Linked DNA regions of Mus musculus: region 2 is linked to region 1. A link is a loop called in an ENCODE intact Hi-C map of the cell type or tissue named here. Cell type or tissue: left cerebral cortex. All regions are shown on one strand. Each heading gives the region's core, and the rest is flanking DNA. Links, peaks and the distances in the headings are about the cores only. Region 1 overlaps Itga11 (integrin alpha 11). Region 2 has its middle 16 kb from the start of Gm39353.

Region 1 (8,331 bases), core at 52-8,051:
ACTTCTTTGTAGTTTCCTTTCTTGCCATTATAATATTTCTGGGTTTTGTCACTAGAACGTATTGCTGCTCAGAAGAATAAATAAACACAATTAAAGTTAAGTATTGGGGACCCCGCTCCATCCTTCTCCCATGGTGTGCCGCAGATAGGCTCCTACTTTGGGAGTGAGATTACCTCAGTGGACGTCAATGATGACAGAGTGACAGATGTGCTGCTGGTGGGTGCACCCATGTACTTCAGCGAGGGCCGAGAGCGAGGCAAGGTGTATGTCTACAACCTGAGACAGGTACTGTGGCCGGGAGGGTCCAGCCAGCTCTTCGGGGCATCAGAGCCCTGCTCTGACTTGGTTAACCTCAAGGGAACCCAGGTTCCTGGGAGGGCGGGTACCACCTGCAGGAGCCAGCTGGGACGGGCAGAAGCCTCTCTGCCCAGAGCTCTAGTATCTGGGCTCCTGTCATCAGGATGGGTTCTGGAAGATGGAATGGAGAGAGTCCACTTGGTACAGGCTGTTCCTCAGCCTCTCCCTGGCCTTGGTTTTTACAGAACCGGTTTGTTTATAATGGCACTCTGAAGGATTCCCACAGCTACCAGAACGCCCGGTTCGGGTCCTGCATCGCCTCTGTTCAAGACCTCAACCAAGATTCCTACAATGATGTGGTGGTGGGGGCCCCTCTGGAGGACAGCCACAGAGGGGCCATCTACATCTTCCATGGCTTCCAAACCAATATCCTGAAGAAGCCCATGCAGGTGGGGCTCTGTGGTGGGGAGACCGGGTAGAGCAGAAAGCAGGAGAGTCTGAGCAGCGCCCATGAACTCCTGTGCTTCTGTTTCCTGTCATGGCCTCCTACAGGAAGGATCCTGCCTGTCCTATCTCCCATGGAAATATTGCTATGGGTGCATTGTATGTCTAGCACTTCCCTATCCTGTCCTCATACACACCTTTATCTTTTCCACATCAGTCCAGATGAAAATCCCAGGCACCAAACATCACTACCCCGACAGGAACCGCTGGGCCTGGACCGCTCCTACCTGGGTTCCATTTTTACTACAAAGAGATCTTTCGAGTCTCAGCTTCTCATCCAACACAAATTTGCCAACACTTTTTAAAATTTCTTTTCTCTTTAAAGAAAAAGAAATTCTATAGACAGATGTTTCCCCTGCATTGCATGTGTTTGTAGTGCCCAAGGAGGTCAGGAGAACATTGACTTCCTCAGAACTGGAGTGATAAACCATTGTGAGCCAGGAATCATACCTAGGTCCTCTGCAAGGGCCCAGTACTTTTTGGGTTTGGTTTTGTTTTAGATTTATTTATTTTATGTATGAGTGATGTCTAAATGAATGCATGTGCCTGGTGCCCATGGGGGTGTTAGATTCCATGCAACTGGAGTTAGAAATGGCTATGGACTGTCATCTGAAAGATGGCTATGAAGTGCCATGTAGGTGCTGGAAATCAAATCTAGGTTCTCTGTCAGAAGAGCAAGTGTTCTAACCACTAAGCCATCCCTCCAACTCCACTTTCTCTCTTTTTCTGTTCTCTGTTTTCTTTTTTCTGTGTGTGTGTGTGTGTGTGTGTGTGTGTGTATGTGTGTGTGTGTGTGTGTGTGTGTGTGTGTGTGTGTATGTGTGCGCGCAGGAATGGAGTTTTTTGTTGTTTGTTTGTTTGTTTGAAGAAAGGTTGACTTACATGGCCCTTGCTGTCCTCAAACAGAGATCCACCTACCACCTCTGTACACACACACACACACACACACACACACACATCTCTCACACATACATGTCTGTTTTGTTTTGGGAACCCCGACTAATATTACCCAGGGCCAACTGTGTGACCATGGGAACTACATGTTGGAGCCTGGTGGTTCAACAGTGGATATGCAACTAAAAGACAATGAGTCCCTCTTTCCAAGAATCTATCAGTAGATAATAGTGCAGTGATAAAGGGTAGGCCCCTGAGACACCCCCCACACACACACATTCCCTGGCTGGTTGTTGTTAGAGCCCAGTGTAGGTACCTACAGTTGTGAGCTAATGATCTAAATGGTTGTATCTAGTCTCGAGAATTTGCCTACACATTTTATTAGTAAGGTAATCAAATAAATACACCCAGGTCAGAGATGACAGGGGATTTGTTATCTGCCAGGTAGTATACATTGACATGGAACAAGTACTTTATTTTATTTTTTACGGTGCTGAGGATCAGTGTTAGGGTCTTGCACCTTCCAGGTAAACACCACGCCACTCAGTTTCACCTTCAAGCCCTTGGTTGTTTTTTGTTTGTTTTGTTTGTTTTGTTTTGTTTTGTTTTGTTTTTGTTTTTGTTTTGTTTTTTGAGGCAAGGCCATGCCAGTCTTGAATTCATGATCAGAAATTTCTACCTCTAAAGTACTGGGATTGTAAGTGTGAGCCATCAAGCCTTGTTGGGTTATATTTTGAGACACATTTTCATCCAAAACAGTGACTTTAAAGGTAAGGATTTCCCAGGTGCCTCATCAGAGTCTCAGAGCTCAGGATTATGTCTGTCCCCGCTGGAGCTAACCTGGCTCACAGTACACACACCCTTTCTCTCTTGTCCCTGCAGAGAATAACAGCCTCGGAGCTGGCTCCTGGCCTGCAGCATTTTGGCTGCAGCATCCACGGACAACTGGACCTCAATGAGGATGGGCTTGTGGACCTAGCAGTGGGCGCCCTGGGCAACGCTGTGGTTTTGTGGTTGGTTCCCTACTTTTTCTAACTGGAGGGCTCTCCTGAGGGTTAACTGAATAGAGGGTTCCAAAGGTCTGCTGCAGGGTCTCTGCCTCTTGATTCTGACTACTGTCACCCAAATGAACCCTGAGCCCCTCCCAGCCCGTGTGGTCCTGGAGTCCTACTCTCTATCCTCGGTGGAGTTCTAAGACTGGAGATCACTTTCTGTTTCCAACCCTCAGAATTTTTCCTGAGCCCTGCTCCCTGCAGCTTCTGTCCCACTCCTGCCTCCCAGGCTACTTAGAGAACTTATTGAGCCCCTCCTAGAAGCATTCTCCTCCCCTCCTGTGCGGGAGAATGGATGTGGATTAGGGGGTTTCTTTCTCCCAACCCCTGGGTCTCATTTCCTTCTCATGTGTGGTTCCATATCAGTGTTTGAGAAAAGCCTATGCATCTTCTTGTGTGCTGCTACTTTTAGATGTAGTCCTGGTTAGCCTGGAACTCACTATGTAGACACGGCTGGTCTCGATCGAGCTCACAGAGATCTACCTGCCTCTGCTGAGATTAAAGACTGGCTGATTGGAGCTTTTTAAATATATGTTGCTGAGATTAAAGTCATCATTTAGGTTTTCTGCATTAACTTAAAAAGTGAAGAAGAAAGAAAAAGCAGCCAACTTTCCGTCACTCAGTGCTACTTTCAGGTCCTCCTGGCTGCACTTCCAGTCTTTCCCACTCAATTGTGCTCTGTGTATCTCCCACTCAACTTCACTCCAGAGCTCATTAGCCTTGCAGAGCCTGTGCCAACTGACTGCATCTGACTCTGAGCTGTAAAAGATGTCTGCAGGTGGTAGTGGTGCACGCAGATTAAAACTTGAGACACAGCTTTAGAGCATGTTCGTGTCTCGCTCAGTCTAGTGTGACCTGGGGTGCAGCCTGGGCATGGAGGCCTTTTCTGTTCCTTTGTAAACTCACTCTGAAGCCAAGGATGGCTGGAACTTCTGGTCCTCCTGCCTTTGTCTCCCCACCTCACCTTGTTTATTTGGTGCTGGATATCAAGAGCTTCCTGCACACCAGGCAAGCACTCTACCAACCGAGACTCTGTACCCAGCGTGGGGTTTGTTTCGCTCTCTTGCTTTTCTCTTTGCTTCGCTCAACTGTTCCTTCCAGATCTGGACCAGAAGGTTGCTCTTCAGTGATAGGTTCTGAGAGAGAGAGAACAAGATAAGGCAGGGGATCAGAAAATAAGGAGACAGGGAAGTTTGGGGTTGGGAGGTCTTGCACAAATGATATCTTTGTCAAGTGTCTTAGTTAGGGTTTTACTGCTGTGAACAGACAGCACGACCAAGGCAACTCTTATAAGGACAACATTTAATTGGGGCTGGTTTACAGGTTCAGAGGCTCAGTCCATTATCATCAAGGTGGGAGCACAGCAGTGTCCAGGCAGGCGTGGTGCTGGAAGAGTGGAGGAGCAGAGAGTTCCACTGTTTGTTCCAAAGGCAGTTAGGAGAAGACTGACTTCCAGGCAGCTAGGACACGAGAGTATTAAAGCCCACACCCACAGTGACACATCTACTCCAAAGAGGCCACATTTCCTACGAGTGCCGTTCCCTAGCCCAAGTACATACAAACCATCACACCAAGCAAGCTTATTTGGAAATATAGTGTTTTATATACTATTTTCAGGGAGAGATATGGAACAAAGTCATAAGGAACCATCATAAATGGGATGCATTCAGCGGGAAGCTGACCAAGCAAAGCTGCACAAAGGGAACGCTGGGTATCTCCAGAGCATCGCAGCACACAGCAGCCTAGGGACTGTTGACTCCAGTCTCTTCACGGGGAACAGCCAAGTTCCCAGGAACTGAAACCTTAACTCCTTCAAAGCTCTGGCCTCAGCCCCAGGCTGGCCTTGCCAAGTCTGCTCCTGAGCACAGGCACAGAGCTAGCCTTCTATCCTCTCAGGGGGGCTCTGAGAAAGCCTGGGTCAGTCCAGCTCCCAATACTTTCTTTCTTCTTTCTAATTCTTACTTTATGAATGTTTTGTCTGCACATCTGTCTGTGTACCACGTGCATCCTGATGCCCATGACGGCCAGAAGAGGGTGCCAGATCCTCCTAGAACTGTAGTTACAGGTGGTTGTGAGCTGCCACATATGTTGGCTCTGGAAAACAAATCCAGGTCTCTCTGAAAATGCACCCCTGAGCTATCTCCCCAGCCCCTCCCTCTAGTGGATTCAAGTATAAATCGGGCCTGCCAGGAAGGATGAAGGGAAGGCAGGAGTCCTCACCAGGAGATCAGGCTGTGCAGATCCCTGACCCTTTTCTCTCTCTCTCTCTCTCTCTCTCTCTCTCTCTCTCTCTCTCTCTCTCTCTCTCCCTCCCTCCCTCCCTCCCTCCCTCCCTCCCTCCCTCCCTCCCTCTCTTGTAGCTTCCTGAACTCTCTCTGTCCCGGCCATCACACTGCACCCTCTAGGCAGGTTTTATAGACTCCACTCCTGTCTGGATCTGTACCTCAGCCCCAGGGTTCCAGCCCCAGTCAGAACTCCAGCCCTGCCCTAGTTCACCTGCCTTTCTGTTCCAGGGCCCGCCCTGTAGTTCAAATCAACGCCAGCCTCCACTTTGAGCCTTCCAAGATCAACATCTTCCACAAGGACTGCAAGCGCAATGGCAGGGATGCCACCTGCCTGGCCGCCTTCCTCTGCTTCATACCCATCTTCCTGGCACCCCACTTCCAAACAGCAACCGTCGGTAAACAAGCCTCCCTAGGCGGTCAGCCAAGCTCCAGTCTCTCTGTGGGCCTCGAGATTGTTCTAGTTCTCAGTCTGGGGCTTTTCCAAAATGGGGTCTGAGTACCAGGTCACATCCTGAGACACCTTTGATGCCTGCTGGAGTCTCCTCTGATGCTCTCCTTTCAAGGGATTCCTGGCAGGGTCAAGAGTGGTAGTGGGCAGGGCTGATGGGAAAGGGCAGGGACAAAAGAACATCCCTTGGTTTTGAATGGGATGCAAAAGGCAGGCAGTAGAGTACAGAGAGGAGGCCAGGAGTCAGCCAGACTCAGGGAACCAACCTCGAGCCAGCCATGGGGTGAGCTGGGAACACAGTGTGTCACAGCTGCCATCAGGGAAGGGTCCTCTCCTTTTACCTCAGACTGGATTCAGGCACCCACTTCCTGGACCAGGCATCCCTGGAAGTGATGGATGCATTGGTGACCACAGGTCATGTCCCCTTCAGTGATGAGGCACAAGACCAAAGAGAAGTGGTGGGCAGAGGGCATAAGAGGACATGTCCCAGTCTAGTGGCTGTGTACTTTTCCTGCATGTTCCATCTGTAACAGGACACGAATTCAAAGACACAGCCACCAGAGGGCTGCATGGGGAACAGAAGGCACTTGGCCATTCTGTCAAACTTCTGTAAGCTAAAAGGAGGAAGGCTGAGGGCCTTAAGCCACAGAACACAGACAAGAACCTGAGAAGCATCCTCAGTATGAGTGAAGCCCCCAGGAGAAGGCCCAGAGCAACAGCGTGAGGCAGGGTGTCGGAGGAGAGCTGAGGAGGTCATTTGTGGGCAGAGCTGAGCAACACTGGCCTCACCCCAGTCCCTGTCCTTCTCCCAAGGCTTGTGTCCCTCTTCTGTCCTCCCTCCCTGCCTCTCACACATCTCCTCCTCTTCAGCCCCTTCTTCCTTACCACAGTTCTTGCTCCCATCGTGGAAGCTTCTGGTTCCCAGCTGCCTGTGAGGGATGGGGCTAGCCCAGAGGCTAAGCAGGTCGACAGTCTAGGATGTGGAGGAAGCCCAGCTTGGTCTTGCCTTCTCCCCACTTCCAGGCATCAGGTACAATGCAACCATGGATGAGAGGCGGTATATGCCGCGGGCACATCTGGACGAGGGCGGAGACCAGTTCACCAACAGAGCCGTCCTGCTCTCCTCTGGCCAGGAACACTGTCAAAGGATCAACTTCCATGTCCTGGTGAGCCCAGGAGCCCATGAGCAGGCCCTAAGCCCTACAAGAAGGGTACAGAGTAGAGAGACATCTGTAGAAGTGAGAGCCTCATGGGCATCAGGCTACTCCTGAGCCCTCCGTGGGTAGCCAGGAAGCAGCATGGCTCACCTTGGCCTCGGGCCCCAGATCAAAGTCCTCATGACTCTCCTACCCACCTGCCTTCCCAGCTGTTCCTCCCTAGAAGGAATGAAACCAGGGAAGTGAGAGCTATTTGAGAAGATGAGGGGAGCACCACCCATGGCTAGAAAGGGCAGAGCAACAGAGTGGACTGAAGACTGCATGAAGCAGGCAGAGGTGTGGACACATGGGACAGTAGCATCCCAAGAGAGGTGGTGGTCTAGTGCCCATCAATGAATGAGAAATACCAAGTGTGCTGACCACAGCTCTAGAGCACGGAAGATTTTAGGCAGCTTGGAGCTCCCCAGTCACTTGTCATCCATAGTCAGGACTAACTGAATCACATGTTCCTTCTTTCCTTCCTCATTCATTCATTCATACATTCATTAATTCATACATTCATTCATTCATACATTCAACATTATAAGGCCATACCTCAATGGCGAGGCTACACCTAGAGGTTTCTAGACTCTTCCTTGCTAGGAAAGAAAGACACACAGGTAGATTTTTTAGCAAAGTGTGGTAGTCCCAGCACTCAGGAGGTTGAAGCAGGAAGCTTATGTTCGGGGCCAGCCTGGGATACACACACACACACACACACACACACACACACAAAACAGAAAGAAAAGGATACTTAAGTGGTTTCAATAACATGGGAAGAAACTGAAGTCACAAATCTGGAGGGAGGAAGATGCCTGCCAGGCCTCCTGAAGGACAGAGTTATCTGCTCCATGAGGGTTGGACTTTGAAGGGTAAACAGGAGTGTGGTGAAACTTCAGGATGCCAAACTGGCATTTGATTTTCTACCTGGCACATATTTCTCACCTGCAGACCTTGGCAGAACCATTATCCACATGGGGACTTACCCTGAGGGCCACAGGCTGCTGTCCTCCAGCCTAGAGGGGTGGAAGTTCTATGTCTGCAGTCTTGGCCCAAGAAATTGTAGTCCCTCCTCTCTGAACTCTGTCCTCCTCTCCCCACAGGACACTGCAGACTACGTGAAGCCAGTGGCCTTCTCCGTGGAGTACTCCCTAGAGGACCCTGACAACGGCCCCATGCTGGACAACGGCTGGCCCACTACGCTCAGAGTGTCGGTGAGTCCTGCCCCTCTGCCACCCTGACTCCAGACCTGTGATGAGAATGGCTGAGCCCTTTCTTCCCTCACCCCTCTGCCTCCTGTCCCCAGAGACCCACAGCTAGTAACAGCAGGACAAGACTCCTTTGTTGGATTCCCATGTCCTCCTCACATGGAGGCACTAAGTGGCCCCTGGGGTAAATGAGATGCCCAGAAGGGACCTGTGACCCCATGGCCTCTGGTTTGGTTTTTTTTGTTTTGTTTTGTTTTTTGGTTTTTCGAGACAGGGTCTCTGGTAGTCCTGGCTGTCCTGGAACTCACCAGGCTGGCCTCGAACTCAGAAATCCGCCTGCCTCTGCCTCCCAAATGCTGGGATTAAAGGCATGCGCCACCACGCCCAGCTATGATCTCTGGTTCTTACCTCCCTAAGTTTTCAGAAAAGGACTGCTTTGAGCTTGCT
Region 2 (8,331 bases), core at 41-8,040, 130 kb before region 1:
GACCTCCCGCGACAGGTGTGTTGGGTTCAGTCAGTGATCTTGTTAGGTGACTCTGTAGGCCTGAACCTGCCAGAGGGGTCAGAACCTCTCATCCAGCCCTCATCCTGCCCTCTCTGTCAACTGAGGGCTCCAGGTAAAAGAGCTTAACTGGTTAAGTCCCTCCTACTGGCAGCCTTGGATGGTGGGAAGCTGGTGTTTTATGGAGAAAGGGAAGTATGGATGGAACAAGGTGTGACATGCCCACAGGAAGTGAAAATTTGCTAGCAAGCTCTCCTAAAGTCATAAATGGGGAGTTTTATAGTTGCCATCTGGTCCATTTCCCTGCATTTGGCTTATCTCCCGCATCTGGACTATCTCTCTGCATCTGGTCCACTCCCTACATCTGCCTTATCTTGCTGCATCTGGTCTATCTCCCTCTTCTGAACCAACCCAAGCAGGTAGTCACCTATACGGTGTCCAACTTTGATGCCACGTCTTCTCAAAGCCCTCCCCTGGGGATGAGGAAATGGCTCAGTGAGGAAGGGGATGGCTGTGTAAGCGTGAGGGCCAGAGTTCAGATCCCCAGCACCTATGTGCAAGCCTGGCATAGCAGCTCATAGCTGTACCCCGTTTGGGGACAGGAGGGGACAGAGACCGGAGCATATCTAGAGTTCATTGGCCAGCCAATGTAGCCAATTGGTGAGCTCTGAGTTCACTGAGCTCATGTCTCAAAACATAAGGTAAAGAGCTTGCTAGACAGCTCAGTCTAAAGTCACAAGCACTGTGGCCCAGACAAGTGACTGGAGTTCAATTCTGGGAGTCTACATTATAGGAGACCCACACTTCCCATTCTCCAAAAACCACCAGCTTTCCACCATACAAAGCTGGTAGGAGGAGGAACTCAACCAATTCAGTGATTTGTCAAGTTGTCCTCTGACAAATACATGTACAAGCATACGCACCTGTGTTACATGTATGTGGGGGATACAGAGCAACAGAGGACATTAAACATGATCTCTGGCCTATACATGTGCAAATGCACACACACACACACACACACACACACACACACACACACACACACACACAGTTGTGGTATAAAAGAGAATGGACCCCATAAGCTCATATATTCGAATATCTGGTTCCTAGTTGGTGGACTTTTTAGAAAGGATTAGGAGGTGTGGCCTTGATGGAAGACGTGTGTTAAAAGCCTACACCAGGTCCAGTGTTAGTCTCTTTGCCTCCATCCCTCTTGTGGGTCAGATATAAGCATTTAGTTACTGCTCCAGCCCTGTGCCTTCCTACCTGGTACCATGCAAGCCGCCGTATTAAATGCTTTCTTTTATAAGCTGCTTTTGTTATGGTGTCTCTTCACAACAACAAAAGAGTAAAGCACACATACACACACACACACACACACACACACACACGTCTCTGGTTCTTCCCAAGTCAGAACTTCTACCCCATCTTTGAACTCCAGCGTCTGCCAAGTTCAGTATTCTCCAGGCGGCAGGAAAGCACGCCCCTGAGACATGGCAAACAGCCTGAGCAACAGAAGGCTTTCAGAGCAACCAGTTCTGCTTCCTCACACCAATGCATGACAAGCTCCATCCGTGCAGACAGGATCTCAAGAACATTTGGTTGAGGCCCCCACCCTCACCCCCCACTCCCACCCCCACCCCCATTCTGCAGAGAGGGAAGCAGGCTGGCAGGGAGGGCATGACTTCAGCCAACTCTCCTTACTCCTAGTGCCTGCGGAGACACGGGGCTCTGGGCAGTGAGGGTGGCTGTTTCCACAGGAAGGAGGCAGGCGTGAAGCTGGCAGGCTGAATGCTCAGCATCCTCACCAGCGGTGGCATCCAAGGTTCCTTGGTCGGAAGCTTCCTGTGGGGCTTCAATGCTGGCAATTGGAAGAAGTTTGACTCATGTGCCCTCTCTTCATGTTTCCTCCTTCCAAAAAATCTCAGCTAGTGGATATTTTTCTATTATAGGAACAAATCTGATTTTATGGTTTTTCTTTCCCTCTCGCCGGGATTCTATATTAGTTGTTCTTCTCACTGCTGTGGCCAAAATACCTGACAACGCAATTTAAGTATCATGATATTAACTTGAGACTTTGGGGACATAAGGCAGAAAGATATGACTTAGAGCGATGTGGTTATATGTCAAGTTGACAAAGGACAGTTTACTGGTTAGTGATTTTACATTTTATTTTATTGTTTATCCATGAGTGTCTGTCTGTGTCACCTCCCCCACCTCCTACTCCTCCCAGGACCATTCCTTCATCCCCCATGCTCCCTCCCAACTTCAAGTCCTTTTTTGCTTTTTTGCTAAACCCATTTGTGTTGCCCACATACATGTGGGTGTGGGGCCGTCCATTAAGAGACTGACCACATACCCTTAAAGGAAGCTCGCCCTCTCCCTCTCCCCCTCCCACTCCCCCTTCCCTTTTCCCTCTCCTGGTATCCATTAACTATCAATGTCTCCTAGGCTGGGAGTGGGGCTCCTGCTGGAATGTTGACTGGCTTGATCTTGCATGAGTCTTGTACAGTCAACCACAGCTGTTGTGAGTTCATGGCTACTGTGGTCCAGTCCTATCCAGAAGGCACTATTTCACCCCAACTGTCCTTGACATCTGGCACTTGCTATCTTTCAACATGCTCTCTGAGCCTCTAGAGGAGAGGGTATGATACAGATGTCCCATTTACAACCCAGATCCCCAGAGTCAATCTTTCTCTATACTTTGACCCGTTCTTTTACAGATGGGTAGGAGGTTTATCCCAGTTCCCCCTGAAGATGGAGAAAAACAAGGAAGAGGGTGGACCCAAGGTCTGCTCTCAGCTCCTGCTCTGTGGCTTGCCTTGGCTCTATGAGCCGAGCTTGTAGCCTTATTCATAAAAACAATGTTTACAGCCCCAGCCCAAAGTGCTGGTGGGAGGCTAACATGGAGCATGCGGGGGTGGGGGCAGGGAGGGGGACAGCATGATGGAAGAGAGTCTGCTTCCCAAAACCCTGCCCTTGTCCTGGACTGCTCTGAGACTCAGTTCTGAACCTTTACATTGCCCAGGGCAGCCAGTTGGTCTGCATTCAGGGGTCCTTCTCAGAGTTTAATGTTCTATGATTCCAAAACCATCAAAGGATAGGAGCAGCTGGAGAGCTCGGGTGTTATTCCTCACCGTAAATCAGCCAGGATGACTTCACTTCGCCTCCCTGGCATGCGTCAGGTTTTCCTTCTATGTAGAGAGGGGCCTGAACCCTGCCAACCCCACCAAGCCACACTGGCTGCACCCCCAGAGTCAATGGCTTTACCATCCACTGATGCAGCTCACCATCCCCGCCAAGCCACTTATGCAACCGTCTAGAGAAACAGACTGCAAATGAGCACAGCTAAAAATACTTCATCTTCATGTGTGGGGGGCTGGAGGGAGGGCTGTGGGAAGGTGGGTGACATTCCAAAGGCTCTGGGTGTTTATCTGAGCTGTACTAGGAATCTAGGAACACAGGAGTGTCAGCTCTGGTCACAGTTGTCCACCTCTCTGACAATGCTTCCTCCTTCCTCAGAAAGGTACCAGCCATGGTGTGACTGACAGTAGGATCCTAGCTCAGAAGGCCAGGCGCTGTCCTCTGACATGGAAGGAGCCTGCCCTCAGATGACCCAATGCACTTGAACGTGGGATCCCTTTGGTTCTAAGGAACCCACCTTATGAGCCAACCTCCAGGAGCCCAGACTGGCTGCCTTTCCTCAACAACCTCCAGGGGACAAGTGGCCCATCCTGCCCCTATTCGGTGGCCACAGCAAGCACTGCAGTGCCTCCTTGCCACTGTGCCTTCTCCTTTTGAGTTGAGAGTGTGACAGTTCCAAAGGTATGGCACCAAGTCACTCAGGAGCTTGTACAAAGGAGAAGAGCTCTCAAATCCACTCGCCCCACACCTTTACATCCTCTTAGGCACATTACTTTCCCTGAATGGCTGGCTGCAGATTAAGTGCTTATAGGGTGCTCAGTCACAAGTGGGGCACCTATGTCACACCCTTCCCCAGGCTCAGGGGCCATCTCAGACTGTACGAGCCTGCTGTCAAGGAGGGCTGGAGCAGAACAGTGTCTTCTGGACATGGCAGGAAGCTGCGCTCACGGACTCAAGGTGGCCGCGGTTGCCTGTATTTGACCTGCACAAGAGCAAGCCCGTGCGCCACCACTGTTCGGCTGGGTTTTTTTTTTTTTTGTTTGTTTTTTGTTTTGTTTTGTTTTGTTTTTGTTTTTTTTTAAAGCACACAAAAGTGGAAGAGGGTGAGAGAAAAGTTAAGGGGAGGGAAAAGAAGGGTGAATGTGATCAAAATACATTGTATCCATGGAAGGGTGAATAAGATCAAAATACATTGTTTCTATGAAATTCTTGAAAACTAAATAAAAATATCTTCCTTTTGAAAAAAGAAACTGCTTAGAGAATTCTTAGAGTGCTCAGTACCCCTGTTGTCAAACTACAAGCCTCTTATAAGATATGTTTTTCTTATGCCCTATCCCAACCACATCACATAATTAAAAATGGAAGTTGTAGGGTCTCAGGAGATGGCTTAGCTGTGAAAGCACTTGCCTGGCAAACTTGACAGCCCAAGTTCACCCTGTAACCAGCATAGAGCTTGATGCTCATCCAGAGCATAACAGAGAAAGGATGGTGCTCACCTGAGCTCCCAACACTCCTGCTACCGTGTGGGAGGCAGAGACAAGAGAATCAGCTGGAAGCTTGAGGGCCAATCAGCTTGGAGTGTGCTAAACAAGATCGACCCTGCCTCAAAAAAAAAAAAAAAAAAAAAAAAAACAAGGTGAAAGGTGAGAGCTAACTCCTGAAAGGTGTCCTCTGATTGGCATGCAAATACCATGACACATGTGTGTCCCACCTCCTGCCGGCTGCCTCTCTCTCTCTCTCTCTCTCTCTCTCTCTCTCTCTCTCTCACACACACACACACACACACACACACACACACACACAGAGAGAGAGAGAGAGAGAGAGAGAGAGAGAGAGAGAGAGAAGCACACAGAAGAGAGGGGGAGGGAGGGAGAGAGGGAGGGAGGGAGAGAGGGGATATTTATTTTTTAAGTTTTGTGGGGCTTGGGGATGTAGTTCAGTGGTACAGTGCTTGCATACATGAAGCTCTGAGTTCTATCCCCAGCACCATAGAAATCAGACATAGAGGTGCATGCTTACAATCCCAGCATTTGGAACAAACAGGCAGAAGGATCCGGAGTTCAAGGTCATCCTCAGCTACACAGTAAGTATGAGCCAGCCTGGGCTACATGAGGTCTTAGATAGAGAGATAGATAGATAGATAGATAGATAGATGAGTGGGTGGGTGGGTGGATGGATGGATGGATGGATGGATGGATGGGTTATTCTACCTACCATAAGACCCAAATTACTGCTTGGGCAGTTAGATGCCCTTAAGGTCCTCTCCTTTAGGTCTTTTCCATTCTAATCTCCATGACTCTACAGGAAAGGAACATAGATTTGTATGATCTGTCCGTGCACAATCATGTGGTGAGACTGAAGGCATTACCACACCTATCTCAGAGGTCATGAAGCAGTCTCAGCGGAGTTACAGGAAATAAAGTTCTCTAATTTTTCAGGTGCCAGGAGCAGAAACTTTGTACTGGCTAGTTTTGTGTCAACTTGACACAGCTGGAGTTACCACAGAGAAAGGAGCTTCAGTTGAGGAAATGCCTCCATGAGATACAACTGTAAGGCATTTTCTCAATTAGTGATCAAGGGGGAAGGGCCCTTTGTGGGTGAGACCATCTCTGGACTGGCTGTCTTGGATTCTATAAGAGAGCAGGCTGAGCAAGCCAGAGGAGGCAAGCTAGTAAGGAACATCCCTCCATGGCCTGTGCATCAGCTCCTGCTTCCTGACCTGCCTGAGTTCCAGTCCTGACTTCCTTTGGTGATGAACAGCAGCATGGAAGTGTAAGCCAAATAAACCCTTTCTTTCCCAGCTTGCTTCTTGGTCATGATGTTTGTGCAGGAATAGAGACCCTGACTAAGGCAAACTTCATTCAAATTAGATTAAATAAAAAAGGATACTCCAAGGCTGGCTTCAGGTCTGGCTGGACCCAGAAGTTCTAACAGTCAGGTTACTGCTTCTTCCATTAGCTGGGGAAGACATCAGCAATTTCCAAACTACAGTGTGTATGTGTATTTACATGTCTGTATGTCTATTTTTGTGTGTGTTTGTGAATGTATGTTTGTGTGTATATGTGTGTAATCATGTGAGTGTATTTGTGTGTGTGTCTATAAGTGTGTGTACAAGTGTATGAATGTATGTAAGAGTATGATTGTGTATCTGTGTATATGTGTGTGTACAAGTATATGTGAGTGTATGGTTGTGTTTGTGCTGTGTGTGTGTGTGTGTGTGTGTGTGTGTGTGTGTGTGTGTGTAGGCCAGATGATAACCTTGGATGTGGTTTCTCAGGACATCATCTGCTATGGTATTTGGAAACAGGGTTTCTCACTGGCTTCAATGCCATGGCTAAGCTGGCTGACCTTTGATCCCCCGGAATTTGCTTGTCTCTGCCTCCATAGTGCTGAGATTGTAAGCATGTGCCGTCATGCCTAGGATTCTTAGGTAGGTTCTGGGAGTCAAGCCCGGGTGCTCACGCTTGAAAGGACCACACTTTACTGAATGATCCATCTCTTCAGTCTTCCAAATCACTCTTCAAATGTAAGGCCACAGAAGAAAACAGATTGCCCTTTCTGATAGCTCTTGAGAAAGTAGGAAGTGGAAGCTTAAATAAGGCTGTCATTATCTGCCTGCTACCATCCATACTGGGGTGGCAAGTCCCTGAATAGTCAGAGCTTGACATAGTGCTCACACATGGACAGCAAGGACAAATTGGCCCATCTGTAACAGCAGAGGAATGGAAAAGGTTAGGCCAAAGGACTGAGTTACAAGTGAACTGCCAAAGGCCAGTGGCTTAGTAAATGGGAAAGTTGAGGTTCAACAGAGGTCCTGGTTCCATTAAGACACACTGGGGTCCATAGCTCCCAGTCAGTACTAGAAGCTATGACCATAGGCAACACTTGCAACCATGGCAGATTTTTTTAAAAGTTTTATTGCATTATGATATGGAAAGATAATAATTTCAATTTATCTGATTTTGTTAACATTTAAAAGCATATTTTGAGTAAATAGATTTACATCACATTCTTCTTTCCCTTTTACAGAAGCTCTTATTAAGCCAGCATGGAGTCTTTGCCTTTTAAATTACCTTACTCAACACTGTCTTGATCCAGGAACTGTGAGATGAGAAGATTAATGTGCAGCTGTGAAAAATAACACGAAGACATCCCACTGTAGCAGTTGCTCAGCTTCCCAGCACTACCGTCCTGAATTACTATAGTAGGACATCACAGCTGCCATCCTGTATGGTCATAGTAGGACATCACAGCTGCCATCCTCTATAATCATAGTAGGACATCACAGCTGCCATCCTGTGTGGTCATAGTAGGACATCACACCTACCATCTGTATAATCATAGTTGGACATCACAGCTACCATCTGTATAGTCATAGTAGGACATCACAGCTACCATCTGTATAATCATAGTAGGACATCACAGCTACCATTCTGTATGGTCATAGTAGGACATCACACCTACCATCTGTATAATCATAGTTGGACATCACAGCTACCATCTGTATAATCATAGTAGGACATCACACCTACCATCCTGTATAGTCATAGCAGAACATCACAGCTACCATCTGTTTTATTATAGTAAGACATCTCAAGCAGGATTCTGGCATTGTATGGTTAAGATATAGGATATGTCCATCTGCAAGAATCTCACACAATGTATGCCCTTTATAGACATATCATCTCCTTTCTTGTCCCCATTATCTCCTGGACAGAGTCTCCATTTCTATTCTCTGTCATTTGAAGAATGCTGTAATTGGGACCATTCACTGTATCACCTTCCGTATTGACAAGTGTCTTGACTTCTTCCACTCAACATCACTCTCCGGAGATTCAGCCACTTGTCTCGTGTAGCCGTCCTTACTTCTTTTTTGTGGTTAAGTAGTAATCCATGATATGGATGTACCACAGTTTACTTAACCTTGCTCCTGATAGAGGATGCCTAGGCCGTGTCTAGTTTGGAGTTATTACAAATAAAACTGTACTAAATATCCACATACAGCTTGTGAGTGGAATGCTTCGTTTTTCTGGGATAAATGTCTAGGAATGAGCTGCTGGGTCATACATTAGCTGCCTGCTTAGCTTCTAAAGAGACTCCCATACTGCATTCCAGGGCAGAGTTCCCATATTCTCCTCTTTCCCTTCCCTTCCCTTCCCTTCCCTTCCC

The links. Hi-C counts contacts between places; a loop is a spot of excess contacts. Peaks named below come from ENCODE experiments on the same cell type or tissue, not always from the same donor. Only the 100,000 strongest peaks of a DNase experiment are listed, where the experiment ranks them.
Region 2: it touches region 1 in a loop (2.9-fold over the local background); 2 of 42 quality-filtered maps call a loop at or near these places.

What each region holds. Positions count from the first base shown.
Region 1 is chr9:62,755,028-62,763,358 of GRCm38, forward strand. It overlaps Itga11 (integrin alpha 11), which reads left to right. Exons shown (of 30, transcript NM_176922.5): 13 at 145-285; 14 at 543-746; 15 at 2,578-2,708; 16 at 5,261-5,427; 17 at 6,504-6,646; 18 at 7,780-7,890. Among named protein-coding and RNA genes, the nearest start is that of Fem1b, 52 kb to the right of the region's middle. In left cerebral cortex, for the core only: CTCF peaks have their summits at 3,437, 4,771 (motif pointing right) and 6,033 (motif pointing right); DNase peaks (open chromatin) are centred at 3,446 and 4,206; H3K27ac peaks cover 1,851 bases.
Region 2 is chr9:62,629,257-62,637,587 of GRCm38, forward strand. No RefSeq gene overlaps it. Among named protein-coding and RNA genes, the nearest start is that of Gm39353, 16 kb to the right of the region's middle. In left cerebral cortex, for the core only: a CTCF peak has its summit at 3,771; DNase peaks (open chromatin) are centred at 1,550, 1,785 and 3,354; H3K27ac peaks cover 2,154 bases.